Regions from separate parts of the Mus musculus genome. Here regions 1 and 3 are each linked to region 2. The links are chromatin loops, found by intact Hi-C in ENCODE. Cell type or tissue: heart. All regions are shown on one strand. Each heading gives the region's core, and the rest is flanking DNA. Links, peaks and the distances in the headings are about the cores only. Region 1 holds the start of Pi4k2b (phosphatidylinositol 4-kinase type 2 beta). Region 2 overlaps Zcchc4 (zinc finger, CCHC domain containing 4). Region 3 has its middle 45 kb from the start of Ccdc149.

Evidence for each region. Peaks named below come from ENCODE experiments on the same cell type or tissue, not always from the same donor. Only the 100,000 strongest peaks of a DNase experiment are listed, where the experiment ranks them.
Region 1: it touches region 2 in a loop (2.2-fold over the local background); 7 of 42 quality-filtered maps call a loop at or near these places.
Region 3: a loop joins it to region 2, with 9 times the contacts of the local background. A loop is called at or near these places in 18 of 42 quality-filtered maps.

Annotation. Positions count from the first base shown.
Region 1 is chr5:52,737,135-52,747,092 of GRCm38, forward strand. Pi4k2b (phosphatidylinositol 4-kinase type 2 beta) reads left to right here and starts at 4,440. Exons shown (of 10, transcript NM_025951.3): 1 at 4,440-4,834. The coding sequence starts at 4,585. In heart, for the core only: a CTCF peak has its summit at 5,207; a DNase peak (open chromatin) is centred at 4,487; H3K4me3 peaks cover 2,063 bases; H3K27ac peaks cover 1,154 bases.
Region 2 is chr5:52,817,566-52,827,523 of GRCm38, forward strand. It overlaps Zcchc4 (zinc finger, CCHC domain containing 4), which reads left to right. Exons shown (of 13, transcript NM_001308144.1): 11 at 1,042-1,093; 12 at 1,556-1,700; 13 at 6,053-7,100. The coding sequence ends at 6,122. Among named protein-coding and RNA genes, the nearest start is that of Anapc4, 12 kb to the right of the region's middle. In heart, for the core only: a CTCF peak has its summit at 4,347 (motif pointing left); no DNase peak of the experiment used is centred there.
Region 3 is chr5:52,511,248-52,521,205 of GRCm38, forward strand. No RefSeq gene overlaps it. Among named protein-coding and RNA genes, the nearest start is that of Ccdc149, 45 kb to the left of the region's middle. In heart, for the core only: a CTCF peak has its summit at 4,190 (motif pointing right); a DNase peak (open chromatin) is centred at 4,184; H3K4me3 peaks cover 1,121 bases; H3K27ac peaks cover 436 bases; H3K27me3 peaks cover 719 bases.

The sequences.
Region 1 (9,958 bases), core at 2,663-7,662, 79 kb before region 2:
TACCTCAATTCTGCCAGCTATAAGCTGTAGGCATCTTTATTTAACCGATAGTTTTAAATTAAGGAGCAAGGTCACATTATACATGCAGATTTTCTTGTTGCTGGGGGAGCAGTATTTAACATTAAAATACATAGCAAAATACTAAACCTCAACAAACTAAAAATAGGGTTCGGACTTTTTAAAAAATTTACCTGGTGAGTTGAAGAGTTATTTTATTAGATAGTTAAAAAAGGTCAGGGAATGTGAAACAGATTAAGAGAAGTTTCCTACATAAAGAAAAGTGACAAAAATCTATTTTAAAAGGAAGTGGAACAAGAGTCTTGGGACAATACCAGGAAGTCTGACATACATGTAGTAGGTATTTTAGAAAGAAAAGAGAAAATGAGACAGAAAAAAACATTTGAAGAAACAAATGAGATCAACACCCCCCCCCAATTTTTTTAAAACATAAATCTACAGCTTAAGAAAAATCTCAGCCATGGCTGGAGAGGCAGGCAGGTGGCTCAGTGGTTAAGAGTAACAGCTGCTCTTAGCAAGGACCTGGGCTTCATTCCCAGCACTTACAGCATGGCTCACAAAAGGTCTTAGCAAAATCCAAGCAGGCTATCTCTAAGGAGAAACCACACCATAGTGTAGTTATTTAAAACTATAGCAGCTCAAGCTCTCACCTCTCTTACTCTCATCTCTTGCTCTCCTTCCTCCCTCCCTTCTCCTCTCTCTCTCTCTCTCTCTCTCTCTCTCTCTCTCTCTCTTTCTCTCTCTCTCTCTCTCTCTCTCTCTGCCTTTCTACAATAAAGCTCTAAAATCATGAAAAAACAAAAGCCAAACAAACAAAAAAAAAACAAAGACAAAGATAAAATCTTAATGCCCACCAGAAAAATAGTGTCATAGTACAAATGGGACAGGTAGGTGGACTCAGAGATAACAAAGGCCACACAAGATATTTTAGAACTGAGCTTGGATAAGGGCAGTAACAATAGCAGTTGTGGTTGGCATCTGGAATGCCCTCCTCCGCCGGCTCACGCTTTGTTCCCAGGCTGCTGATGTGAGAGGTGGTACAGCCTTTAGGAAGATGGGTCTGGTGGGCAGAAGTATGTGACTCTGGAGGTGACAGTGCCTTTGATATGGGACATGGCTTTTGCTCCATGTCTTTCCTAATGGGGGGGGGGAGGGGGGTGTCTCTGCCTCAGGCACCTCCTGTAAGACCTTTTCCCACTCAGATGACTTGGAATTTCTGGAATCATAATTGAAAATGATCTTTCCTCTCCTGGGTTGTTTCCATCAGATGCTTTGGTCATGGTGGCAAGAAAGGCGACCGACGTGCGATCCACGACCATTTGAAAATGCCGGTGAAATAAACCACCCCAAGTAAATAAAACCATAGACATCATCCCCAGATCTGTGTTATAACTAACCGTGCTAATTTCTTCACTGGGAAGGAAAATGGTACTAGGTAGAAAATCAGACTTCTAAGAGGGAATAAAACAGGGGCTGGAGAGATGGCTCAGCGAGTTAAGAGCACTGACTGCTCTTCAGAAGGTCCTGAGTTCAAATCCCAGCAACCACATGGTGGCTCACAACCAGATATGACGCCCTCTTCTGGTCTGTCTGAAGACAGCTACAGTGTACTTACATATAATGATAATGATGATGATAATAATAATAATAATTAATAAATAAAAGAGGTAATAAAACAGTACATTAGTAATTAGAGCCATCGTGTAATATTTATTTTAGGAAGAAGCTTCACAGGGAAAGGGAGGAGCATGTGACATAAATGCAAGTATACAATTCAAATTTACAAATTATAAGAATTCTTTACGTTTATAGCCGGTTTCTTTTAAGATTTGCTTAGATTTTTGTACTGATGCCATTTTATGGGTGTTGATTATGGAAATCGTGCCATATTGTTATGGCGTGTTTGTTTTAAAAAGTTGACTTAGTCTTTCTCACATCAAAAATTTCAATATTTTCAATATTGAAAAAAGAAGGAATGAAGAATACTAGAAATAGTAAATATAAAATGCCAGAAATTATTAACTTGTTTAAAATACACAAGTGTTTAAAGCTAAATGTTTATGTCGTATTTAATGTATGCAGGTCTATTTTACTTGGCGATAAAACCATTAAAAGTGGCTGATAAATGAGCTACAGCTTTGCAGGGTTCTTGTATTTTATGACAGTTAGTATAATATAACCTCTTAATACATTAGAATAATTTAAGGTTGTATACCATGAGCCCCAGAGCAACCATTAAAAATTTACATAAAAGAAATATTAGCAGAAAACCAGTGGTGAGACTAGAATGAACTAACAAAAAAATACTAGATTAACACAAAAGAAACCAAAAAACAACAACAATAAAGAAGGATGAAACAAACAAGATAAAAATTTCAAAATAGTAGGTTTAAACCCATCCATGTTATCATTATATTATATGTACATGGACTAAAAACTCCAACTGAAATATAGAGACTACCAAACTGGATTTTAAAAGTCCACACTGTAAACTATATGTGACACATAGAAAAATTAAATATAAAGACACTAATAGAATGAAGAGTGGAAAATATTTACCTAGGACGAGCAGTAAGCCTAAGAAGGGTAAAGCAGTTACTAATATCAGACAACCCGGACTTCAAAGCCAGAGAATAACTAGAGATAAGAAAAAATAGTTTAGAGTAATTGTTAAGAAGGCCAAAGCAGGACTGGCGCAGGGCTTGCTACTGATCTTGTGTTTCTTTTATTCTGCAGGACCTACAGGCTGGAAAGAGAACACTAACTTCTGCAAGTTGTTCTCTGACCTTCACACACACATGTAGTATTTTAATTCAAAATCTAAAATTACTAGGAAGTCATAAAAGCCAACTGAGCATACAAATCCACAGTAATAAGGATTGTAATAACCTCCTCTCAGTACTAGATGAAAAAGTCTGTGGTAAATGGGTAACCTGCACAACACTGGCAATACTTAAATAATAGAATCAACTGGGAGATAAAAACCATCCAACCACCATGTGGTGGTGGCGCACACCTTTAATCTCAGTGCTTGAGAGGCAGAAGCAGGTAGATCTGAGTTTAAGGCCAGCCAGGATGGCCAGGGCAACTCAGAGAAATCCCATCTTAGAAAAAAAGCAAAAACAAACAAAGAAACAAAAAGCCACTGAACTATAGAATCTATGTTCTTCATAAAACTGCACATAGAACATTTGTCCCATCCAAAAAACAACAACAATAAAGAAGGATGAAACAAACAAGATAAAAATTTCAAAATAGTAGGTGGATGGCATTACTCACAGTGGATGGGGTTCTTTCATATCAAACATTAATCAAGAAATTCCCCAAAGATATGCTCACAAACTATTCTGATGGAGCCAGTTCCTCAATGGAGTGTCCTTCTCCCCAAGAGAGTCTTTTGTATCAAGTGGACAAAAACTAACCAGCACAGTACTTAAATTTGAAAATTAATACATTTCAAAGTAGTAGATCAAAGAGGAAAATCCTAAAAGTAATTATAAACTATTATCAGCTGAGTCAAAAGTGAAGCACACTACATCAAAAACAGTGGAACCGCAGCTAAAGCAAAGCTCTGAAGGCAACTCAGCTCTAAAGGCATTATGTTTAAAAGGTAGGAACCTCCTCGATTTTTTTTTTTTTTTTTTTTTTTTGTTTTTTGTTTTTTTCGAGACAGGGTTTCTTTGTGTAGCTCTGGCTGTCCTGGAACTCACTATGTAGACCAGGCTGGCCTGGAACTCAGAAATCTGCCTGTCTCTGCCTCCCGAGTGTTGGGATTAAAGGCGTGCGCCACCACGCCCGGGTCTTCCTCGATGTTTTAATCTTTACTAAACAACTAGGAAAAGAAAAGTGAAACAGATGAGTAGTAAGAAGCAAAATAAAAATAAAAAATAAAGTCAGCGAAGTAGGGAAAAAAATTAGCACAGCCGAAATACAGCCTTTGAAAGATTTCTAAGTGTTGACACACCTTAGTTTAACTTCAGTCAAAGCAAAAGAAATCTATAAATTACCACTATCAAGAATGTCTAAACATACACTCCCGTCTCGATTTTAGTAGCAAATAAATGCATATAATGCACAGATTATGATTACAAAACTATATATTTAACATATGGACTATAGTAATAGAAGTAGCTCCCAGCCTTCATGAACTTTTAGAGAAAAGTTAGTGAAATAAATGTATATTATGTATATAGTAATAAGAGAGGACTATTTAGGTTGGAAGGGATGCACCTCCCGCGGAAATGACGCTGGTCCTGGCTTTCTGCTGGATCCACTGCAATGGCTGGCAACGCTCTGGGAGTTGAGACACAGGTGGCCATCAATGCCCTACCCCGCCCCGCCCCGCCCCACCCTCGCTTGCCCCACCCCCTGTCCTTCTGCGCAGGCGTAAGGAAGGCGTCCCGGGGCTCGAGAGGCGGGGCGTGGCCGGCGGCTGGGCGTGGCCGGCGCGGGCTGGTGGACTGGTGAGGTGGCGTCGGTGGGAGCAGTCCCCCGCGGTTTGGCGTGATGCTGGGGTCCCAGTCCGGAGCCCGGCGGCTCTGAGCGCCGGAGCCGCCCCGGGACATCATGGCGGAGGCCTGCGAGCCCACCCGCCCCTCGGAGGACGAGGACGAGGAGCGGGAGCCGCTGCTGCCTCGCGTTGCCTGGGCCCAGCCGCGGAGGGTCGCGCCCGGGAGCGCCGTGAGAATGCAGGCGGACGAGGGCGCGGATGTCCTCCGCGAGCCCGCTACCGACGAGCCGCCGGCGGTGTCCGGGGAAGGGTCGATCTCCGCGAGCTTGTCCACCGAGCTGGATCGGACCCGCACTACGAGCTCAGGTGCGACCCATGCGCGCGCGCAACCCGCCCTTCCCTGCCTCAGTTTCCTCTCACCTTTCCCTCTGTGGCAGGAGAACGGGGACCACTAAAATCTCACTCTGTAGGCTTCCCCAAAGAGTCAGTCCAAGTGGGAACCCAACACTGAGGGAAACTTCATCCAGGACTGTGACGTAAGTTGTTTGTTCAAGTTTGGACTTAAGTTCTGAATTAAGAACGCACAACGATCCAGAAAGTTCTCGTCGGAGTCATGAGTTTACAGGGCGGATGATAAGCCGAGAGATAATAGGAAGGGATGACCATTTGCCGCTGGGACAAGTTTCAAAACTTTCTATTAAATGTTGCTATTGTGACGTTAGCCAGAGGGGGCGGAGGCGGGCGAACTCCTGCCGCCAGCTCTCTGCAAAGTATATTTGCGCGCTTAAAAAGAAAAACACCTTTTCATTATCTCCTGGGCTGATTTTAAGTGGACCTTTGAAAGAGAGGCTAACTAACAATGTTTAAACTAAAAATTAAGGCATGCTATTGCAGGCCTGGGTGTCTGTGTGGTGAGTTTGGACCGGTGGAGTGGAGTGTGGCTGAAATGGAGTAGATTTGTATGAGATCCATCTGGAGTCTAGACTGGCTTTTTTTTTTTTTTTTTTTTTCCCTTTTTCTCCTACTTGATGATGATAGGATGGATCCAAAGAAGTATCATATGCACTATTCCACGAGCATCATTCCATATGACTCCTTGTGGAAAAGCCACAGGGAAGGTAGTTGTTATTAATACTGCATTTCTTAGAAGTTAAGTTTATTTGACCTACCAGTGTGCTAATGTGACTTGAAATGATTTGAACAGGGCAAGTCAAGAGTTCTAACAACTTTTATTCAAACACAAATCCTCTAAATAAGAGACCTAAAGGAAGTCGTCTCTGAAACACATTAACTACATAGGGGTCTGCCCTTACCACGACGTTAGCTGATGGATGAGTTTGCCATGCAACACTGAATAGAGCAAAGGAATGTGAAGTTTTCCACTTTCACAAATCTCTGTTCAGCCAGCTGCAGTGGACACTTTGGCCCTATCTGAGGTAGAATCTAGTCTGTGAGGTAGCTAAGATCCATATGGCTGCTACTTGCCCCAGAGTTACCTCGTGTGTTAGATTGAAATAGAGCCTTGAAATAGAGTCTTGAAAAACTTTTACTGTTTGAGTGGGTTGGATTGGTTTGTGTGTTTTCTTTGTTGTCAACACTTATATTAAGGCTAAAGTCAAAAGGACGAGAATGTGGTAGCTAAAATGCAAATGGATTATAAGAACTCTTAGCTCCTCGGTGGTGATAGCTAGGTCAGAGTTCACAGTTTAAGATGAGTTTTGACATTGGTTCTCACAGCAGCACAATGGGTGAGTTGTCGCTGACCCTCTTTGTGAAAACTGAAACTTAGTAAAACGGTAATAATGGTGGCTCCTATTCCAAGATGTTTGCACAGTCACAGATCCAGGAAGTGGTCAAGTTATGACTGAGCCACTTCTTTTCTCTTCCAGGTCCTGAACTTTGTCCGTTTTACTCTAGGAGTCTGTGTTACAAAACAACTACTGCTTTGGGGTATTATGTAGGTTCTTTTTAAAAGGATTTTTTTTTCTGACTCTTTATTCTACTTAAAGTGTTTAAAACTAGCAAAGGTTTATGATTGAATAATTTAACTACTTTTAAGTTTAATATATTAAAAGTGTCCTTTAGCTCTTTTGTCTTTTACATGCAGTTGTCATGAGAACACCTTTAAGTTTTTAGATTAGTATTGACATTTCTGGTGTTTAACTATTTTATTTATACAACCGCGAGCCTTATGTTCTTGAGCCAGTGGAGAATGTCATGCATCTCTGGTCTTTATATTAACAATGTAGTTGGCAGATTCTAGAAGTCTCCTGAACTGTAGTGCTATTAAGTCAGTATTCAGTCATTGAAACCAGTGAATGAGGCTGTAATAATACTGGTATACTAGGTGCACGTGCTGGCTGTGTTCTCTGCACTTCACATGTAATAGATTGAAAGTAGCCCTATGAAATAAGCACTACTTTGGATTCCCACATAAAAAAAGCAAGCTTGACTTGGTGGTACATACCTGTAATCTCAACACTTAGGTGGGTGAAGCAGAAGGACAGCCTTGAATTTAAGGCTAGCCTGGGCTGTAGTACCAGGCTAGCTAGGATTGCATAGCAAAACTCTCAAAACAAAACAAAACAAAACAAAAATCCTAAAAATAAGCAAAGGGTTTTCAAAAGCAGCAGGGGGTAGAGAGGTGACTCAGCAGTTAGCAGAGACCCCAGCACTCAGATTCATAGCTTTCTATAACTCCAGTTCCTTGGCAACTGATGCAGTCTTTTCACCTCTGTGGACACCAGACATGCACATGATACACATACATACACACAGGCAAAACATTCACACCATAAAATAAAATAAAATAAATAAATCTAAAATGCAAATAAAGAGGCAGAATGTAACTTCCCGAAGTCTTATTTCAGTGGAAGGAATCTCATAACTAGTGGGAGGCGTTCTGCCTGATCGGGGATCAAGAAGCCAATACTCCTAACTATTTTAGGGCAGGTTTTTAAGAATACAAGTTTCCTTTGTCTTGACAGTCCACCATACCTGAGCTTTAAAAGTAAACAATTATGGAACTAAAAAGTATTGCTCAGCCTGCCAGTGCTCCAAATACAGCTGCATGTGCTGACTCCATCCTGTAATTCTAGAAGGAATAGAAGGCTGAGGCAGGAGCAAAAAACTTAGGTTTAAGGCCAATCTCGGCTATATAGTGAGTTCAAGTCCAGCCCAGCCCAATTCAATAGGACTCTTATCTACAAAACAAGTAAAACTTTCAGCCATTCTTATCCATTTATAACAGAAATGGACATCAATCATCAAATATTTGATTATCTGCTGGGCACCAGTAGAAAGTAAGTCTTGAGGAGCCGACAGTAAGTACCTTATATCAAATGGTGGCCTGTGGTTAACTGCTATATCTCCACAGAGCTTTGTAGCCCAGTGGAGGTAGTGGTCACTTAAAAGTTCTGATGGGTCGTGTATGTGGCCTGACAGGGAAAGCTGAGGGCTCCTGGAAGTCTGGGAGCCAGGTCTTAGATAAAAGGACCAGGGGAGTGGCATCAACCCTCGAGGCATGTTTAATCGCCAGACTCATTAGTAAGATGCTGGAAAGATGAATAAAGTGTAGTTCTCATCTTCAAGGGAGCATGAGTTCTTGTTGGTTTATTTAAATGAAAGAATGTTAAGTTACCATGCCTGCTTACAAGCTAAAAGGTAACACAATAGCTTTCCTTTGGTGTGATCAAATGGATACATTGTTAACTTTTTAGATGGATTTCTTGAGGTCCATTCATGTGCTAGGTACATGTGATGCATTAGAAATCAGAACAAAGGTCTGTGCTTTCCCAGATTTTCCGCTATTTTGTTACAGTTTTAAGTGTGAACAGCAAATGGGAGTTGTGGGAAGGAAGCTTAGTTTGTCTGGGAATAGTAAAGACAATTCAGAGAGTAAGCTGGATGGACATCTTTGAAAATCAGAGACCTGAATAAGGCTGGAACTTGACTACAGAGCCACCACCTCTTAGAGGTGACCCAAATAATGGTGCAAAGATAAAACTGAGTTTCTCCTTAAAACATATTTTTTGAGGACTGGGGTGGTGACTAAGGTGGTCCCAAGTTCAGTTCCTGGCACTCAGCTAGGGCAGTTCACAACATTAGGGGCCTGATGCCCTCATGTGAACTCCAGAGGCACCTTCACTCACACATATACATAAACTTCCACCTCAAAATATACACTTAATTAAAATATCTTTTTTTTTTTTTAGAAGAAGAAGAAAAATTTGAGAATTTTCTCTTTGGGCTTCCATAGGCACCAGGTATTTGGTGCACATACATACATACATACATACATGTAAACAAGACATATAAAAATAAATACAGCTTTTTTTTTTTTAATCTCAATGAAAATAAAAGTGGGGGCATGAAATAGGCAGGGAACGAGGCTATGGAAATCCTGAGCACTTTGATATGAGAGGAAGCAGACAGTGAGAGCCTGGAAAACATGAAGTGACTCTCGTCTGTGTGAAGAACTGTCATAGAAAGAAAGGGGTAAGTAGACTTGGGACTTGCTCCAGAGAGGTCTAGGATACAGAGTCAAACTGCAAGAGACTTCTTTTTTGGAAAAAGAAGTTTGTGTTTGTTTTCATGCATACAAAAAATATTAGGAAAAGAAATGATATCTCTGAAGATCACTTGCTGGTGATACATTTTGGAAGGTACCCCAGCACTAGGAACAAGGTTGAAACCAGTAACTTGTCAAGGTCATTTTCATTAAGAACCCATCCACTGGGGCTGCAGAGATGGCTCTGCTTTTACAAGAGGACCTGGGTTCAGTTCCCAGCACTCACACAGATGTTTACAACCATCTGTACCTCCAGTTCCAAGTCAGGGGGCTCCAGCACTGGCTTCTACCTGCTCAGGTGCCAGGCGTGCACATGTTGCACATATGTACGTGCAGGCAAACACTCATGCACAGGAAATATCAATGTTTTTAAAGGGACCTATACATCTCTGATGTGTAAGAAATATCATTTGACTAATGATAATGGCTACTAGTGCCTGTATTATTCAAATAAATATAAGTGCCCACTATACACTGATCCCTGTCCAGAGTCACCAAGGTTAGAATTCCTCACTTAATTCTTAACTATTTTCAAGGGACAAACAAGGGTTGTTTGGAATGAGTATCTCAGTGGTATAGACATGATTAAAATACTTTGCTTATTTTTAGTAGGTAAAGTGAAGTCCAAACAGTTCCTTTTGTAATATTTTTGTCAGTAGAGACTTTTAAAGAAGTAAATAACAGTTTTATTTCTGTCTGAATTAAAGTTGATTGTGTTTTGAAGTTTCATAATAATGTACACAGAGAGTTGAAGTACCTTCCAAATTAAAATGGAAGTGGCTTTTGGTTTGTCTTTGCATTCTAAGTGATTCATTATTAATTTATTATCAGGTGATTACTGAGTGCTTATTATGTCCTGGAAACTGCAAGTTCTAAGGACACACCAGTAAAAAAAAAAAAATAATAATAATAATCCTCTG
Region 2 (9,958 bases), core at 1,632-6,631:
GGCAGTTCTGAGTAAGCTTCCTGCTTGCTTGTCAGGAAGTCAGGATGACCTTCCAGCTCCGTCGTTCACTTTCACTGAGCCTTGTCAGAAAGAACACTGGAGTTTAGCTTGGTTTAACAGCACAAATTATTTTCCAAAGAAAAGTTTATGTTCATGTAACTGTTAGTTTAGAAATGGTCTATATTATGCCCAGGTCGTATAAAGTGTAAAACTGAAACAAAACTTGTTTAGAAATGTGCTCGTGAGCCGGACGGTGGTGGCGCACGCCTTTAATCCCAGCACTCGGGAGGCAGAGGCAGGCGGATTTCTGAGTTCGAGGCCAGCCTGGTCTACAGAGTGAGTTCCAGGACAGCCAGGGCTACACAGAGAAACCCTGTCTCGGAAAACCAAAAAAAAAAAAAGAAATGTGCTCGTGGGTGGAAAAATAAGAACAGGGAAATGAGGGCCTCAAACCAGAATGGCTTTTGTCCCGAGGAAGGAGAGATGAAGGCTGCGGTGGAGGCCGTGCTGCACATTTCTGGGGGCTCTAAGGGCCCCAGTTACTGACCAGCAGTTGCTTTAATAATCAAAAAATGCACACGTGTTGAATATTCTTTTCTAGGTGTGCTTTATTTCACAGTTAAAAAATTACTCAAATAGTAACCTGTAATCTATCTCTCTAAATTACATGAAGCTCTCAAATATGAATTTCATTAAGGACTATGTAGTATAGATAACCTAAAATTATAGAATCATTAATTCTCTTGAAATTTTCATTTGCGTCCTTCTTTGTGAAGATTGGATGGCTTGAAGCGGAGTGGATTTTCAAGATCATTTGGGTAAATCTAGTTTCATAGTTAAGGAAATTGAGGCCCATCAAGGAGGCATTTGAGTTAAGTGGAGAAATGCATAAATTAAAATCAAAGTATTTAATTGTGAAGCCCAGGAAAGGAAGAAATAGGGAATGAATAATTTACACCGATTTTAATAAGACATTTTAATTTTTAATTGTGGAACTTGGCTTTTACAACAAATTGAACATTTTAAAATTTGTTTTTGTAGGACGGCAGGAAATGGAGCCATTGCTTTCTCTGCAAAAAGTGTGTGAAGCCTTGTAAGTGTTTGGCCTGGTGTTTGGGATCCTGGGAAAACATTTTTGAGTCCTTTTCATGTAAATAGGGTTTTTATTTTCAGAAAATAATGTAGAGACCGACATTGACTTTTATAATGACCAACATGTATGCCCTTCACAGGGAGAGCTGCTGACTTCCAGTCAGTGTGGCTGTTGGCTTCTTTACTTCCACTGGGCTCCGTGCCCTTCAGCCAGCCTGTATTGTGGCAACGGCTGCCAGGTTGTGACACGCTGGGCAAGGGTTGGATTTAAGTTATAACAGAAGACACGGGTTGATGTGAGATTCAAACACTGTCCCTTGATCTCTTTAGCCATCAGCGGAGCTAAGCAAGTCACCCACAAGGTTTGAAGTACACATCATTCATGATAACCTACCTCAGCAGTTAGTAAGACGAAAAATCACATTAAATGAACCTCTTCTGAAACTTGGGTTTTCTTTTACAGCCTGGATCCATTGTAACACCTGCAATCGCTGTGCACTCCCAGACCATTCCTGTTTGGGGCCTAAAGATGGCTGCTTTATTTGTGGTGCGCTGGATCACAAACGCAGCAATTGTCCCAACATCGGCACCTCTTGGAGAGCTAACAAGTTAGTTGAATTCTTTGGCTTTCTGGAAAAAAGATTGCTCATGTCAAGCTTCCTAGGAGCAATCTACAGAAGTACAAAGCTTTCAGAGGACTCAGAATTTTTCAGAGTGCTAAATCGTTCCTCTCACCATTACGTGTGATTTCCGAGGATTGCAGGGCGGGCACCACGGCAAGCAGAGAGTGTGTGCATCAGGGAGTCCTGCCTTGACAGCTTTCACACAGGACAGCCAGGATTGGGGAGTGGGGGCGAGTGGGCACCTCTACATCCCCCATGCTTCCTAGACTCTGCGGGCTGGTCGGATGCAGACACCTGCTGGCGCGAGGAGATAGCGAAGGCATTCCTGGTGGAAGGAGCATGCCGTTTTATAGCAGCAAAGCAGAAATTCCAAAGCAGAAAAGGGCTGAATTTGTTGCCTTATAACTGGAAGCGTCACAGGTTAATGTGGGATTCAAACGCTGCCCCTAGAACTCTGAGCCAAATTAAAATGAGCTGAGCGAACCAGCCATAAGATTTGAAGTACACCTTATTTATGTTAGTACTAGTTAGTTCTGTAAATTCTGTCAGCATTTACACATGCTTTTTTACTTAAATATTTAAAATGTTATTCTTTTTCATGATGGTTTTCACATCTCCTACACTAACATTTTTCATTGATAACGCACAGTAAAACTCAGAGTAAACTGAGTCCCGTGATTATAGCAATTTTAGGAAAAAGGACCAACTGGGCTAATGGAAGAGAGCAGCCCAGCAGCCCCCTTTAACTGTGTGTGGGTGACCTGCCTGCATGGATGTCTGGGCATCCTGAGTGCCTGATGTCTGAGGAGCTCACAAAGGGCTATCGGATCCCCTGGAACTGGAGCTACAGACAGTTTCGAGCTTTCATGAAGGTGCTGGCAGTGAACCTGGGTCCTCTGGAAGATCAACCCGGCCTCTAAACCACTGACATCTCTCTAGCCCCTGAACACACCTTTTTTAAAAAAATGTTAGGGATCATGTCTTCTTGTTTCAGTGATTTAAATTATAAAACAAAAATAGAACCTTGGTATTACACACTACCTACAGATTACTAAATAGCTAAATTTAACATTATGTGAAAATTGAGATTATGGTAAACAATTTCCTAATCATCTTATTTTGTGATGAAATGAACAGCTACTACGAGAGGTTTTTGAAGCTTCAGCTGCTATGATGGTATTATAGGTATTGTCTGCCTTATTTATCTGTTTGTTTAAATCCAGTAGGACATTTTCCATTAAGGACCAGCTCTTGAGCTATGTTTCCTATTTAGACTGAGTTTTTGGTTTTGTTTTTCATAAATTTACTTTGTAATTATTTCTACTGAGTAGTTCAAGGTAGAAGAATAAATTTTAAAAATTAATTAAATGCATTTTATAATTTTCCCCTTAGAAGCCTCCAATAACAAAACACAGCCCATCTACCTATTGGTCTAGGATGGTTGCATCATTTACAGTGCAATTTTGAGTACAGTCAGGAGTTAACATGCTCAGCCTTTAATTCTGTGAATTAATGTATATGAAAATTGAATCTCCTGCTGGCTTTTCGAGACAGGGTTTCTCTGTGTAGCCCTGGCTGTCCTGGAACTCACTCTGTAGACCAGGCTGGTCTCGAACTCAGAAATCCACCTGCTTCTGCCTCCCAAATGCTGGGATTAAAAGCGTGCACCACCACGCCCAGCTGAAAATTGAATCTTCATATTGGTGTGAGTTTTGGTTTTAAGACAGTTTTGCTCTGTGGCTCAGGCTGGCCTGGAAATTGAGTTTCCCCACACGCTGGGCTCACAGGCCTGTGCTGCCACACTGGAGTGGTGTTTACTAATGGACTATAGGCTCTCTCAATAAGCTCTGTGTATGTTTGCTGTTGAAAAAAGCAAGTCTAGCTTGGTGTTGTGGTGCCTGCCTTAAATCCCAGCACCGGGGAAGCAGTGGTGGGCAGAGTTCCTGGTTAGCCAGGGCTATGGTGTCGTGACGCCCTGCTAGAACTTTTTTTTAAGCTAGTCTTTTGTTGGAGTGTTAGTGACATTCTGTTTCAGGGGTGGGGAGCAGAGACTGACTTCCAGTATTGGATTTTGTCAACTTTAAGAGCAAATCCTTTGTGGTACAGTCTGCCTACAATCCTCAGGTAGTGTTGCCTTCTTCAGCCAGAGGACTCTCCTTTTCTCAGTTACTCCTCTCTAAAACAAACAAACAAACAAACCCCAAAATAACTCCCAGAAACACACACATCTGCATAATGAAATTGACAAAAATATTTTAAGAAATTTATTTTTTTTTATTTTATATGTATGAGTGCTTTGCCTGTACCTATCATGTATGTGATCATGTCCCTGCCTGATGTCTGCAGAGGCCAGAAGATGCCCTGGAACTAGAGTCACAGATAGTCACAGTTGCCACATGGGTGCTGGGAATCAGGCCCAGGCTCTCTGCAAGAGCATCAACCTCTCCAGCCCTGAAAAAAAAAAGCCCCTTCTTTATAAATGGCAGTACTTTAAAGATATTTGAGCATACCGTGGCGTGCCATATCCTTCAGTCCTAGCATTTTACAGCTGTCTTTTGTAGTTTGTTTTTCCATGGTTAATTTTTCCCTCAGATGTGAACTGGAATGGTGCTGGCTCCCTCTTGTGGTGAAGCTCATTCTGTCAGTTATATAAATCCGAAGGGTAGAGGACAAATACTAGGTCAGTGTAATTTTAAGGCAAACTAAAATGAGTAATTTTACTCAGCCAGAGTACCCCAGTTCACACTTTGCTCTTGAAGGCTTTGTTTATATACATTACAATGGAATGCTTCTTAGATTCTTTCCTTCTGCTTATTCCCTAGTGAAATCTGGTTTATTTTCAATCCTGCTTATGAATAGATGAACCAAAGAGAAATTTAAAATTTCTCAACAAGGCTTCATTGACTTTTCTATTAGAGATTATACTTTACTCCATTAGAGTTTCTAAATCCTTACTTACCAAGAAGCTTTCCTACTTTAAGGAAATGACTGGTTGAGAGAGGAGGTTTCTGTAACACACAAACAATATAAAGTGACTTTTATTTTGAGCTGGTGGGTATTCTTAGTCCATAGCACAAAATATGGAAGATATAAATCATTAGAGTTCTGCTGAGTGGCCAAGTAAAACTTCAACTAACTGGTGTTCATGGATGGTCCTGCAGGGCTGCCGTTTTACTAGTTGGGTAGTTATTATCAGATGAGGCGGAACACAGACTCTAGAGTCAGGCCCTGCCACTCTCTACTTGGGTGAATTTAGGACTTCAGAGCCTCGAGGTTTTTTTACCTGAAAAAAAAAAAAAAACCCAAAAAGCAGAGAAACATTTACCTAGTGTAGTTTCCTAGTTCCTTGAATTTCAAGGCCATGCCCGCTCTTGTGTATTTCAGCACCCAATACAACCTATGCTAAAGGAACAGAAAGAGTCTGCTGTTCACCGTGGCCTTTCCCAGGTGTCTTCCTGGAGGATCAAGAAGTGAGGGCCTAGCTTAGTTTGGCTCACAGGAGCCATGGCTTCTGACTCTCAACAACTAATGCTGCTTGGTAGTCAGAGCCTTTGCCAGCTATGCCCAGGGGCACAGTGTGTGCACCAGCACAGTCCTCGATAGGGCAAGTGGCATGGTTCTGCTAGTGTGGAGAAGTGAGTAAGTAGTCAGGACTCTCGCCATCACGGGCAGCAGCATCTTGGTGGTGAGAGCAGCAGAGCAGAGGATCTGTTCTGTCCGCCGTGGCAGGTTGCAGCGGGGCCTGACTGTTCCAGCCTGTTCCTTTAGAACAGCTTGCTTTCAGGAAGCTTGGGACACAGAAGTCAGGCATCCCTTGAGGTGCTAGCTGGCACTTTTACACCTGCGAGGGGAAGGGAGATTAGCTTCGAGGCTTTAGGAAAGGGCCTCTGCAATGTGGTCAGTTTTCCTTTACTTGTTGTGCAGTTTCATTTCTCTGCCCCTGCTGACTGCCGCATGTATTAATCCCTTTCTTAAAAAAAAAAAATGTAATTCAGGGACTTGGAAATGGAAGTGCTGAGTTGAGCAGTATAAATGTAGCAAAGAGACAAGCCCATTGGGGTGGCTGCTCACTCGTGTGGCGTGTCTGTCCCGAATAGCTTGTTCTAAATGTAGTAACCATCTTTTAAAGAAATGTCTTCGGAAATGTCTTTTGTGTGATCAGGCCCATCTCTTTCCTTGTTGTCATGGTTAGGACACTGGGGATTTATGCTAGCCCCACAGTAAATTCTTTCATGTCTTCTATTTTCCTATTTGGATAGCCAGTTAATTAAACTTCAGCATAATTACATAATTCACTGTGCTCATTCCATAAAATAATTTAGCACCTTGCTTTTCAGAGCTGTCAGAAAGCAGAAGCAAAGAAAACGTAATAAGATAAGAAGGGAGGCACTAAAGGACAATCCATGAATCACACATCTGCTCCAAGAAGAAGGAAGAGGAGGGAAGGGGCCATCAATATCCTCACTCCTAAATGTCCAGTGACTTGAGAATAAGCAAGATTTATAGTCCAACCTTTGATGCCATTTTCTCCGCGTGCCACATGGACTTAAATCCAGCTGCTTTCAAAGGTGTGCCCCTTCCTAAGCCTGGTAATGGGCAGGTGGCATTTGCTGGCTATGTCCCTTCAGCTGCCTCTGCAGACCGGGGAGCCTTCTGTAGGCAGCAGGTTGCCTGGCTCTCTCTCCACGCTTTTCCACCCTTTAACGCCTCACCAGTGTTTATTTTGGCCTCTTTTGACTGAGAAACTGACGGATGTTCAGTACCTGTTTACTTCGATACCGGATAGAAATGCAAATGAAAGTCTACCGCTTACCTGCTTACCTCGTGTGCGTTGAGCTTTTGTTTCACTTTAGGTATGAAACTCTTGTTAAATGACCAAGTCATACATTAAAGCACATCTGGTCCATAGCCCATCGGCCACATGTGCCCCAGGATAGCTATGAATGTGGCCAATCATAAGCACACTTAATACATTGTGAGGCTTTTTGTGAGATTTTGGTCATGACTTGTTCTCACAGACCTTGAGTAGGAACATTGTAGATGATGTCGTGTTGCAGTGTCAAAAGTTGGGCACAGCCGGCCAGTGGTGGCGCACGCCTTTAATCCCAGCACTTGGGTGGAAGAGGCAGGTCGATTTCTGAGTTTGAGGTCAGCCTGGTCTACAGAGTGAGTTCCAGGACAGCCAGGACTACACAGAGAAACCCTGTCTCGTAAAAACAAAAACAAAACAAAAAAAAGTTGGACGCACTAAGACTCTTTTAACAAAAAGTATCATACATAATATTTATGGATTGGATCTAGAGATGGTGGGGGAAATTGTTATTGAAACGCTGTAAAGATAAAAGGATTGTAATTGTTTTATTATTAAATCTTTATTTTTCAGTACTTTTTTCAGTTGTTATTCCTTTTTTTTTTTAACATTTTACAATCAGTAGTTGTACGTGTGCCTGTGTGTACCCATGCATGCCACAGCACTCATGTGCGAGTCGGGGACAGCTTGTGAGAGTATGTTCCCGACTGTGGGATTGGCCTGAGTTGACAGACTTGGGGGCACGACCTTTCCCCACCTCACTTGTCTTCTGTTGGTGCGGGATCACTCATGTTGGATGGATGTCTAGGATGGTGATTGCACTGGTATTTTAGGGTCCTCATGCCTGCTGTAGGTTTACCCCTTTGTGAAAGGCGTTGGTCACATAAGGCAGGGTGGTGATTAACTCCCTCATTCCTGTACTGAGGAGCACTTCCTGGCTGGGTGGCCTTTGTCAGATCTCCTCTCTAAGCCTCTGTGTCTTCAGTATGGCATATATGTCAGCTTTGCTTTGTGATCTCGGTTCTCTGTGGTGAGCAAGCTGTATAACCCAGCTTTTGACCCAGGTGCCTAGCACTGAAGAGAGTAGTTCCATATCGTAGAAGAAGCAGTTCATGGCTCCTTTTCTCTGCCCGCTACCTGGCTTTATCTCTTTAAGACTGAATGGTTGCAAATGGACTAATTTGCATAATGACTTGTCTTTTCCTAAACAGCAGCTCTGGAACTCCTTGTGAAGCCTCCTGGCTTGGTAGCTGGAGCCCCGTGAGTTCTCTATCTACTCCCTGTAATCCAGGACAGTTGGATGTGTGATGCGGGATGTTTAAGCATGGAGCAGATCAAATTGATAGTGGTCGACATCAGGTGGCATCAAAAGATAAGTTCGTTGGGTGCAAGGGCTTGGCATGCAACCCTGCTGATCTGTGTTCCTTCCCCAACCATGTAGAAAGCCAGATGTGTAATCCAGTCCGCCTACGGGAGGTAGAGACAGAAGAATTGCTGGTAGCTCATGCGCTACTTAGCCTAGGGTTTAAGAAATAGGAGAGACCCCAAATCGAGGCAAGGTGGGAAGAGCCGACTCACATAAATATTTGTGGCACATCTTCCCCTGCTTGCAGATGCACACACACATTCGCGTGTATACCCCCAAATACATTTTATTTTTCTATCTATCTATCTATCTATCTATCTATCTATCTATCTATCTATCTATCTATCTATATCTTGTCTATATATAAATATGCACATATAAATATACACACATATACAAAATACACATATTTATGTGTGTATATATATACATACACAACTATATGTATATACACACACACACACATATATATATATAGACACACATACACACACACATACACATTTAAAAGTTGGTTAAGCCCTGAGACTTAAGCTTTAAGACACTCTTATCTCCCTCTGTTTTGTGTCTACTTGTTTGATTTCTGTTTGGTAAACCCAGGCTTATGTGTGTGTGTGTGTGTGTGTGTGTGTGTGAGTGTGTGCTGGACAATCGTTCTAGCCCTGAGCTTCAGTCCCAGTTCCATCTTGTCACTGTACACAGATGACTGTGATGATAGGAGGGGCAAGTCTGAGACAAGAGCTGGGCATTGCTGTGTTCCCCTCTCTGTTTTCAGCCTGGATAGGGACACTTCCAGACTTTCCTGTGTCTACCTAGCCATGGTATCTATTGGGTTCTCTAGAACTCAGATATCGGAGGGACCATGACCACTGAAGAGTTGGGTCCTGATGGCCAGTCATCATTTGTAACCCCATATTCCTTAATTTTAAGATACTATCAGTTATAAAATAGGTCATCCAGTTAGGTGTCATGGAACATACCTACAATGTGGCTATTCTAGAGGCTGATGAGGGGGGGTGGCTGGAACCTGTGTTTAGGCCTAGCCCACTCAACACAAGAAATTCACCATTGATTTTGTCCTCGATTTCCCTAGGGAAAAGGTGCAACACTTCAGTAATTGTCTATACTAGTTTTTAGATTTTCTGATTTTGGAAATATTGAAACGTAGAAAAGTTACATCTTAGAATTAAGGAGCCTAAGCCTTAGTAATAGTCAGGAGTAATGTACTATATAACTCTGAGGCATGGTCACACATGCAGGTAATCTCAGCATTCTTGAGATTTTAATCCTATTCAAGCGACTAAGATCAAAAGTTTAAGACCACCTTGAGCATTTTAGCCAGACCCTGCCTCAAATTAAGAGCAATAAAATATGGGGTAGGGTATGGTTTAGTTAGTGGTGTGCCTGGTATGAATAAAGCCCGGGTTTAATCCCTCTCTCTGCAAAAGTGAAAATAAGCTTTAAATAGCTACTCTCAGACTTGGAGTGTTCAGTAGTTAAGAGAACTTGATGTTCTTCCAGTCAGACTAAATTCAGTTTCCAGTTTTGGTTTTGTTGGTGGTGGTTTTTTTGACTCTGTGTGTGTGTGTGTGTGTGTGTGTGTGTGTGTGTGTGTGGTGGTGGTGGTGGTGGTATTTTGTTTTTGTTTTTGATTTTGATTTTTAAAGACAGAGTCTCCCTGTGTAGCCCTGGCTGTCCTGGAACTCACTCTGTAGAACAGGCTGTCCTTGAACTCAGAGATCTGCCTGCCTCTGCCTCCTGTGTGCTGGGAATAAAGACGTGTGCCACCACCACCCAGATGAACGTTATTTTCTTACACAATTAAAAAGAAGTGGTTTAATGAATCTGTTCACATTTAGTGAATACTAATTTTAGGCAGATAGAACTGGTGTTCTCAGAATAAGCTAATGGGAAGATTTCTTTTGTCTCTGGGACGTAGGACGTGAGAATGGGCTCAGTGTTCTGATTATAGACATTTGAGTATCTGAACTTTAAAGTACATGCCTGAGACAGCAGTAGAAGATCTCTATGCTTTGAAAAGGGAATTTTAAATGAATAATATCCTAA
Region 3 (9,958 bases), core at 1,916-6,915, 310 kb before region 2:
TCCTTATTCCCAGGCTATGGGCTCACAATCTCCTTCCCACGCTCCCTACATCCAAGAGAAACTTTGTTTCTTAAGCCCAGGCTAGCAGCCAACTTGTAAACTCATGTGCTGTTACCTCCCGAATGCTGTCATTACCAGTGTGTGCCTGTGCCTGGCTCAGGGCTGAGTGTTTGCTCCATGACTACCACTAACTGCAGGGATTCCTTCAGAGGTCACTCAAGGCAGGCTGTGTTTCATGTGTCCCCTCCTAAATACAGAGTTAGCAGTGTGATGGAAATAAGAGGTATTAATGTCGCACGTCTTTAATCCCAGCATTTGGGAGGCAGAAGCAGGTGGATTTCCAAGTTCGAGGCCAGCCTGGTCTACAGAGTGAATTCCAGGACAACAGGGGCTATACAGAAAAGCCCTGTCTTGAAAAGAAAGAAAGAAAGAAAGAAAGAAAGAAAGAAAGAAAGAAAGAAAGAAAGGAAGAAAGAAAGAAAGGAAGGAAGGAAGGAAGGAAGGAAGGAAGGAAGGAAGGAAGGAAGGAAGGAAGGAAGGAAGGAGAACTGGGTTTCAGGCTGGGCACACAAAGGCAGGCAGATTTTTGTGGGTTCAAGGATAGCCTGGTCTTCAGAACAAGGTCTAGGACAGCCAGGACTATACAGAGAAACCCTGTTTCAAAAACAAAGAGCTGGGCCTCTTAAGAGGGGACCGAGCTAGCATCTCACCTTCTGAATATGGCCCATGTAAGTGTTCTCTAGAGTCACAGGACTGAAGCAAGGCCTTTCTCAAGGTACTTTGCTATCTGCTTTGCCTCTCCTCCACACAAGGATACAGCTGGAGGGCCCTCACCCGGCTCCAGTGCCTTAGTCTTGGACTTCCCAGGCCACAGAACTGTGAGAAGCAAATTTCTGTATGTATAAAGGACTCGGGATCCCATGTTCTGTTATGAGAACCCAAAGACAAGAAAGGGAAGGAGGGAGACGCTGAGACTGAAGAAATTAAAAGAGAGGTGAGGGATGGAGGTCACTCACCCTAGGCCAGTTACTGAGCCAGTACCTTTCCCCCACATCAGTTCCTGCCGAATCGACGGCTCGGTAATTGACTGGTTATGTCAGTTCTCCTTCTCCTCTTACCATGCAGATCCCAAGAATCAAACTCCGGTCTTCACTACCTTTATCTACCCAACCATCTTGCCAGTCCCCGTTCAGTTCTTTTTAAGATACGCTGTGCTCAAAGAGATCCTGATGAGTTAATCAGAGCCCTTTGGAGAGACTGTGTCCAATCCCAGTCATCCTGGAACAGAGAAAGAGACTTGAGTGTGAATGCCCCAGGGAGCAGTCGGGGCAGGATGGCAGGAGGTACTGAACCAGTGTGAAGAAGTGAGACAGGAGAAAGACAGGAACCTTGAGAGGGGAATTCGAAGCCTCCTGTGGGCACTGAGGGCTCAGTCCTTGGGGGACACTTTGAGAAAAACAGTGCAAATCACAGCTCATAATTGTCCCATTGAGGACTGATAGCAGAGGTATTTATTCACTAAATTTTATTCCCTGAGGTGGAGAGGCAATCTGAGGACATTTACTTTCTGGTATTTTCAGCTTATTGTATTTACCTCTGGGGACAGAGGATGCCCTGGGGCAAAGGAATGCCGGGAACCTTGATTATGAAGGCAAGTGATCTTTAGGAAAGTTCCAGATGGTGTCTGCTACACCACAGAAGACAAGGAGAAATGCAAAGCCCTTGACAAGTGTCCTGATCTGCTGGAGCAAGCCTTCCCTGAAGCCTAAATCTAGAATTCTCATTTATCTGCCCCTACACATTTTGCGTATTTTTAAAAAATAGTTTGGCTGAGTTTTCTGGCTTTTGCAAGGTAATTAATTTTTAAGTCATTCCTTCCCTAAAGTTTTTCTCACAACCAAATAGACTCTCTGAGACTTGGAAGTCAGGAAACACAGCTTGGTTTACATGAGTAAACTAAGAAATTTTAAAATTTCAAGCCATCATTTCTTTCTGCAGCCAGAGTGTAGGGGTGAAAAAGTGAGGAAACACACAGGCTAGTGGCTAATCTCTCTTTATAACCTAAAGGCCACCCCAGCAAAGCATCCTAAAGGAGGATTTGAGTCTGCTGTGGGTCCAACAATGTGAACCGTGGAGGCTTCAGAAGGGGGCAATATTGACAACTGGGGTAGAAATCATTTTTGTGGTATTTTGGATGTAGCTGATTACCCCCATTCCTACCCACCCCCATATTCTAAGAATCTATCTATGGCTAAGTTGAAAAATCCTGGAGTAATTTCCTTGGCAAAGAAAATTTCAAGACAGCCTAACACTGACTCTTTCGTATAGTAATTGGTAACTACTCTTATGCAATTCTACAATTAAAAAAAAAAAGGAACAGGTTGGACAAAAATAAATATCAAATGTACAGTTTGGAGTGAAGAAGAGCGCCGGGAGATGTAATGTAAGAGGTCTGGAGAGACCCGCTATGACATGGAATAAAGTAGGGGAGCCCTCAGGGCAGCACCCCACAAGCTAAGCCTCCAACTTATAAAAAACAAAGCCTAGAGAATCTCCTGCCTCTAAAAAGCAACAACACAGTAAGGCATATGCAAATGTAATTCAAAGAGGGGGCCAAGCTCCATCAGGCCCGCCTAGATGGCTGAACTTGGCCTCAAACTTGAAGCGTCAGGCAGGTGACTCCGGCATCATAACCATGAAGAATACGCAAGTAGGGGAGCTGTGGAATCCTGAGAGGTTAAGGGGGGCTGCTGGAGTCAGGTGTGTAGCAATGGAGTCCTGTCTGGCAGCTCAGAGAGGCCACTGTAAGAAGACGGGAAAGTAAAGCCCACATTGTGTTAGAGACCCTGAGGTGCCAGAGGGGCCAGAGGGGCCCGAGCCTTGGGATATCTATCAAGGAGAGCTGCAGATAGTCTGTGGACCCAGCCCAAGAGAAAAGTATGTTACAGTCAGCAAAGATGGAAGAGTGGAGCCTTGGACATCAGGCATGGAGCTACAGGATTCAGTGTGCCCTGCTGGGTTTTGGTTCTCCTTTGGTTCCATATTTCCTAACAGCCCCTCCTTTCTTCCTTGTTTGGAATGGTAATGCATACTATGTCACTGTATGTTAGAACTATGCAGATTTTACGGGGGGGAGGGTGTTACAGTTACCTTGAGTCTTTTAAACAGTGTTGACACAGTAAAAGACTATGGAGAGTCTTGAAGTTTGACTATTTTGTATTATGATATTGCCAAGAGTCTGTGGGATCCAGAAAGTAAAAGGGGTGGTTGGAATGAGACTGTCGCTCCTCATAGGTGACATTTGAATACTTCACTTAGTAAGACTATTTTGGAAGGATTAGGACATGTGGCTCTCATTAGAAGAGGTATGGTCACTGGGGGTAGGCTTTGAGTTTCGAAAGACTCTAGTCACTCCCTGTTCCTCACGCTTGTGGGTCAGGATATCAGTTCTTGGCTACTGCTCCTATGCCTTGCCTGTCTGCCTGCCTGCCTGCCTGCCTGCCTGCCTGCCTGCCTGCCTGCCTGCCATCATGCTCCCTACCACGAGGATTGTGAATTCTAACCCTCTGGAACTGTAAAACCCCTAGAAGTCTTTCTTCTATAGGATGCCTTGGTCATGGAAAAGTAAGACATGACTCCAGTGCGTTGATGTTTAGTCCCCAAGATGGAATTCCTACTCATAGTCTCACTGTAACAGGTCCCTACACTTTTTCTTGACAGGTAAGAAATTCTCATAAGCAGTATGTAGGAAATAATCAAGAATTATTTTATAGCCAGGCATGGTGGCACACGCCTTTAATCCCAGCACTTGGGAGGCAGAGGCAGGTGAATTTCTGAGTTCAAGGTCAACCTGGTCTACAGAGTGAGCTCCAGGACAGCCATGGCTACACAGAGAAACCCTATCTCGAAAAACCAAATATATATATATATATATATATATGCACTATGGGATAATTGTTTCCAGATATTTGATAAACAGTACAGGAAAAGATTTCTTTTGACATCTACATGGTCTCAAAAAGTTCTGTGGAGTCCAGAACACACCCCGGTTCCAGGAAGATTGGCTTGTCTTTCTGAGACCTTTTGATTGCCCATTCTTTGGCACCCAGTCTCAAACTCCATCAGCTTAGGCCCCCACTTACTCAGCAGAGGGGTGGAGGGACGAGATCATTTTCACTTCCTATGCGGCCACAAGAGGGCGCACTCAGTGGACTTCTAGAACTGAGAAGGAAGCCACCGTGGGTCAGTAAAAACTGACAAAAGAAAACTTGGTTTAAAAGGTGTCGTCGGTCAACCTCCCCCTATGCCTTGCCCACCTTTTTCTTGCCATAAGATGAACGCAATCAGCGAACACTTTCAGTCTGTTCAGGCATCCTTCTTAGGATGCGAGAGATGTTGTCCTATTACAACTAGGTCTTTTGATGATGGGCATTCCCATATCCCAGGAGCTGCTCCCTACATTTTATAAGGCGAATGTCAGAGCGACGGGATTCAAGATGCCAAGAATGAGGAAAGTTAGCGCTGAGCCCTGCGCCTGGTACACAGACAATGGAGCCGGAACAAGTGTTTACCTCCGGAGATGCTGGTCTTCATTCCCGATTGTTTCTGAATAATGCCCCATCACCTCCCTTCCCCAGCGTTTGTCTAGATCTTTTCTATTCGTATTTGAATTGATCCTCGCTCACTTTTCCTTTTTTATTATTATCATTTTGCCTGGGACTTTGGATCATTATAAGATTGCGGGTAATGACAGACTGTAATTAAGCTTAACACAGATTTTTCTTTTAGGAGAGAGAAGAATCCACCAACTGAAACTCAGATTGCCTGGGCTGTAATTTGTGGCGCTGTCACAAAGGGGTCCTTTTCCGCATGGTGCGCAGCGGTGATGAGCAAGCGCTGGGCCGAGGGTGTGCGCTTCTCTCACACGCTCTGGAGCGAGCTGCAGGACTCGTAAATAGCTAAGTATAGCTTGAAGCTGATTACAGGCCCGATCCTCCTATTGTGCCTCATCACTTGTCATTGTTGAGGCGGCAATTGCCGCTCCACGTTTCTCTTTGTGGCTGGCTGCAGCCGGTTTCCAGGACAGGAGGAGCCCTGAGATGCCGAGACTGGTTCTTCCCGCCGGATGGGCGTGGCAGGTGTTGGCGATGAGATTAAGAGCAGACTCCCAGGATAGACACCTGTTGCCCCAGAATTGCTGTTTATGCACGATCTCTGTCCATGGGGGGTGACAGGAGTCTCTGAGGCCAGGCTGGCTGTGGGAACAGGAGCAGGCAGTTCGATTTCTCTGGCTTGGTTTACTCAATTGTAGAAAGGAGTTGTAATATTTAATTTCTTACTTACAAAGTACATTTGAGGACCTGTGAAATAAGTATACAGATATCCTAAAAGCAGGTATAGTCCCCTACAGACTCAAACATCCACCTTCGAATAGGTATATACCCACAATACACACTAGCCATAGAACCCACCTGTGTACCTTATTGTAATGAATTTGTTCATGCATGCATGTGGGCGTGGTTTTAGGACACAGCTGTATAGCTGACTGTAACAGTGACCACTGCCATCTTTAGGCTTTTCCTGTAAATCGGGCACCATTTTGAGCTCTTCTCCAGCACCAAAGCAAAGCTCCCAACAATAGCAGTAATAGTCCTGGAATGGGGCACTTCTTCATCTTCGGGGACCTTCCTCGTCCTGGGTGCTGTATGATTGCCTCCAGGGATCTGTCTGTACGTTCAATATCTCTACTGCAGTCACATGACAGCCTCAACTCCCTCCCTTTCCCTGATGGCAGGGAGGGTGGGAATGGTAAGAAGATGGTAGCTGTCTGGGATGAAGGATACATACTGCTGATCACCCTGACGACTGAAATGTCACACTGTACCCTCATGAAAATATGCAATTAATATATCGGTAAAAAATATATATATACTTAGAAATGTACATTCCCATGGAGGGAAAAGGGATTCAAATATCCAACTGAGAACAAGTTTCCCAAGTGTAGATGTAGTGCCTGGTGCAGTGTCTGGGGTCACAGATGCCTAGGGTCACCACGTGTCTGAGTATAGTAAAGGGGACCACTGATCCCACTAGGATGTATTGCAGTGTAAGTGGTGCTGCTGGATATGGGCAGAGGTACTGTATTTGTTACGCTCCTTTTTCTTTCCTGAGTCTGGATCGCTGGTCAGGGCTAGCCTCAAACTTGCCATGTAGCTGAGGATGACCTTGAACCTCTACATCCAAGCCCAACCCCAACTGTGTTCCATTATAGAAGGAGGTCACTGCATTCAGGTTACGCCTTGTTGGGTGTCCGCCCAGGGCCTTGGGCTTGCTCTGTGAACATTCTACGGAGTAAGTTACATCCCCGCACAGATGTTGTCAGCTGCTTTTCTTGTTGCTATGTGTAAATATAAGACCAGAAGGGAAGATTTGCTTGCCTCATATATTGAAGGCACAGTCCACCATGCTATTGAAGGCATGGCTACAGGGACAGTTTCCACCATGGCAGCAGAATCAGGAGGCTTCTTGGTAGCTAATGAGGCAGAGAGGGAACAAGAAACAGGGTGGTCTATAAGCCTCCACCCACCCAGTGGACACTCACTTCCTCTAGCTAGGCTCCACCTCCTAACTACAGCCCCATCCCCTACCCTTCACTCCCACCCCCCATTCCAGCCCTCTGCAAAACCCAAACAATCCAACACTACCAACTGACAAGTGTTTAAATGTATTAGCCTGGGATTGGGGGTGGGCATTGTCCATCCAAACCGGGACAGTGTCTCATTGCTACTTTGTATAAGATTATGAAAGATAAGACCCAAAGAATAATTCAGATTCATTTTGCATTTTGTTTGTTTATTTGGTTATTCTGAGTTGGGTCTCACTATGTAGACAGAGCAAGTCTTGAGTTACATACCCACTGCTTTGGCTCCCCAAGTGCTGGGCCAGACATACCCAGCTTCTTTGCTGTTTTTAATGTATTCAAGTTTACCCCAAATGTACTTTGGGGTTTGTACTCTATTTTATAGAACAGTGCTGGTCTAGACAGTGGGGTGTGGTAAGGGGCTTTGAGCCAAAATAGCATCCAGCTGCTATGGTCTGCACAGTTTTGGTCTCACCAGTATCTGAGCTCTCTTCCATACTGACAGTCTTGGCTGGGTACCCGATGGCTTGCGTTAAAAGAGCCTTATTCTTAGATGACTGAGTTATCTAATTTTTGTCAAAAAGAAAAAAAGAAAGAAAAAGGATACACAGAAATCAACTACATAGGATCTGGGGGTGTTGTTGCTAATATATATATTTTAAAAAAAACGATAGTCATAGAGACACATGCCTGCAATCCCAGCACTCGGGATGCTAGAACAAAGGTTGGTGAGCCCCGGGCCAGCCTGGGCTATCTAGCAAGAAACTGTCTCAAAAAACAAACAAGGGCTGGGCATGTCTCTGTGACAAAGTGTTTGTCTACACATGGAAGGATGCTATGTTTGAGTCCTGGCACTAAGAGATGGGGAGGGAACCCTTTATTCTTCCTCTCTTTTCCTGCTTGGAATGCACAAAGGCTAGGGTGGTGCAGCCTCTTTGGAGCCATGAGGTTGACAGTCATAGGAATAGATGAAGGAGACTGAGTTCTTGAGTAGCATCCTCAGGCCAACAGGGCCCATCCAGGCTCTATCATGTGAGCAGAGGGGTGGGGGGAGTGGGGGTGGGAATGTGTATGTGCCTGCATGTATGTGTAACTGGTAGTTATTCAGCCTGTCAGCTCAGTACATCTGTAGTCCCAACCTGGCAAAGGAAGCCCCAGGAGTTCCTGGAGAGCCACTGGTCCCTATTCCATCATGAAAACTTGGGGACACTGGCTCTGTTGTCAATGGAGGGCTTGGTAGCAGCTACAACTGGGCAAATGGAGCCAAAGGCAGGAAGACAAGCTTCCTTCTGAAATACCCATTTTGATCTGGGCTCCAACCCAAAGGTGCCTCCCACAGTTGGGGAGGGTCTTCCCACATCAGTCGGGACAGTTCTTCGGGTGAGGGTCTCTACGCAGGTGATTCTAACATGTGGCAAGTTGACATTAAAACTGACCAGAATGCCCCTAGAGGTGATGCGTACCCAGCAGGGACTTGTGCAGGTTCTGACCCCTTGAGAGTCTTATTATAATCCAATTCCACATAGAAGGATGCAGAAGACAGCAGCACCCCAGCAAAGAATGACCAGGTGAGGTCAGGTACCTCTTTGCAGAGGACCTCTGTGACTTGGGTACAATGCAAGGCATCTCAAATGATATCTACATACCTGTCTGCAGAGGTACGCACACACACACCTGGTGGGCACACACAGGTTACTGATGGCTGATCACGTTTTGAAGCTTAGAGAACATGACCAGTGAGGAAATCCTTGGCTCCTTCTTTCCAGCTCACCCTCTGCCTCTGAAAAACCCACAATGTGAGGAGTCCTTCACGTTCTGACTCAGGAGAGGCGACACCCCAAATCACTCACGAGAAACAGTCTTGATGCAAATTGCAAGAGGACTTTTATTTCAAGAGCGCTCTCAGGCCCACAGTCATTCACCACACAGAGGTAGAGGACCGTGGCGCTGAGTAGCTGGGAGAGGGGGTATTTAAAGGAAAAAAACACAACTCAAGGGGGTGGGAAGGGCGTTCTTGGAAAATACCAAAAATACCAGTTAAGAGTCACAAGGAAGTGCAAAGTCACAAGAGTCACAAGGAATACCTGGTAGTTGTGCAGGTTATTTCTCAAGACAGTTTCCACGAGCCTCTAACAATAGCACATTTGCATAGAGGGTTCCATGAATGGTCAGGGTGACCCTTTTTGAACAAACACTCCCAGAACCCAGGAAGCAGGTGGATGGTGGGTGGAGGAATGTCGCTATCTGTTTTATATTAACATGCCTTGGAGCTTTGAGTCACAAAGGTCACATTCTCAAGCCTAGGCCTAAAGGCCTAGTTTTTATGGTTTTTTTATATAAGTTTCACTTTTTCACCTCCAGCCCAAGAACATTTATGGAGAGTTAGTTACACACACATCAGATTCAAAACCTGGCAGCAACAGTCATGTGCCCTGTGATCTCAGGCAGCTTACCCTCTCCGTGCTTCTGTTTCCACCTCTCCCAGGCTGTGGGCTGTGCACTGTGCCTCTGCCCCCAGCTCCCTCTACTTAGCTTCCTGTCTTAGAGGTGCAATGGGGAGTGAGTGAGAGACTCCAATTCGAATGTGTTTAGCCAAGTAAGTGGGTTCTCTATAAATGACAGCTGTTAACCTGCCAGCCAGGTTAATTCTCTCACGGAGTCTTCCCAGCAGTCAACACCACCCCTCATTGACCTCACTACCCCTAAAAGCCAAATATACGCTACAGTGGGGAAGAATCTGAAGTCCGTGCCCTGAGAACATGGGAGTCCGGAAGCAACCTTGAATTCTGTGTGTCGGGACTTCCTTCCTTAGCTCCCAAACACAGATCTGTGGAACTGCCAGTGTGACTTGACTCTGCTGATGGCCTTTCCTAGAGAACTCGGAGCTAAGGAACTGGGCCGTGGCCATGGGACCAGCAGGACCGCCATAACATTGATCTGCTTCCCTTCTCACGAGCTCGCTCTTGTCTGCACAGGAAGGCTTGGGGAGCCGACAGACCTGTCCAAACTGCCCCTTAAGCCCCGCCCCCTTCCTCCAGCCAGCCATTTCTGAAGTTGCCAGACCCCGTGAGCCTTTGGCCAACGTTGGGTCTGTGTGACCAGCCGCATTGCATCAACAGCTCACAGCCTTGTTCTCCCATACTGTGAGGATTTATATGCTGTGGTTACCTTGCAAGACACCCTGGGAGCCTGCCCATTCCAGACGTGGGGTGGCTAAATACAGGGTATGGTTACCCCTGGACACTAAGGAACGAAAGTTGGTAGCAAAACACTTCTCTTTCCATCACCTTACTATGTAGCTTCCAGATCACCACACAG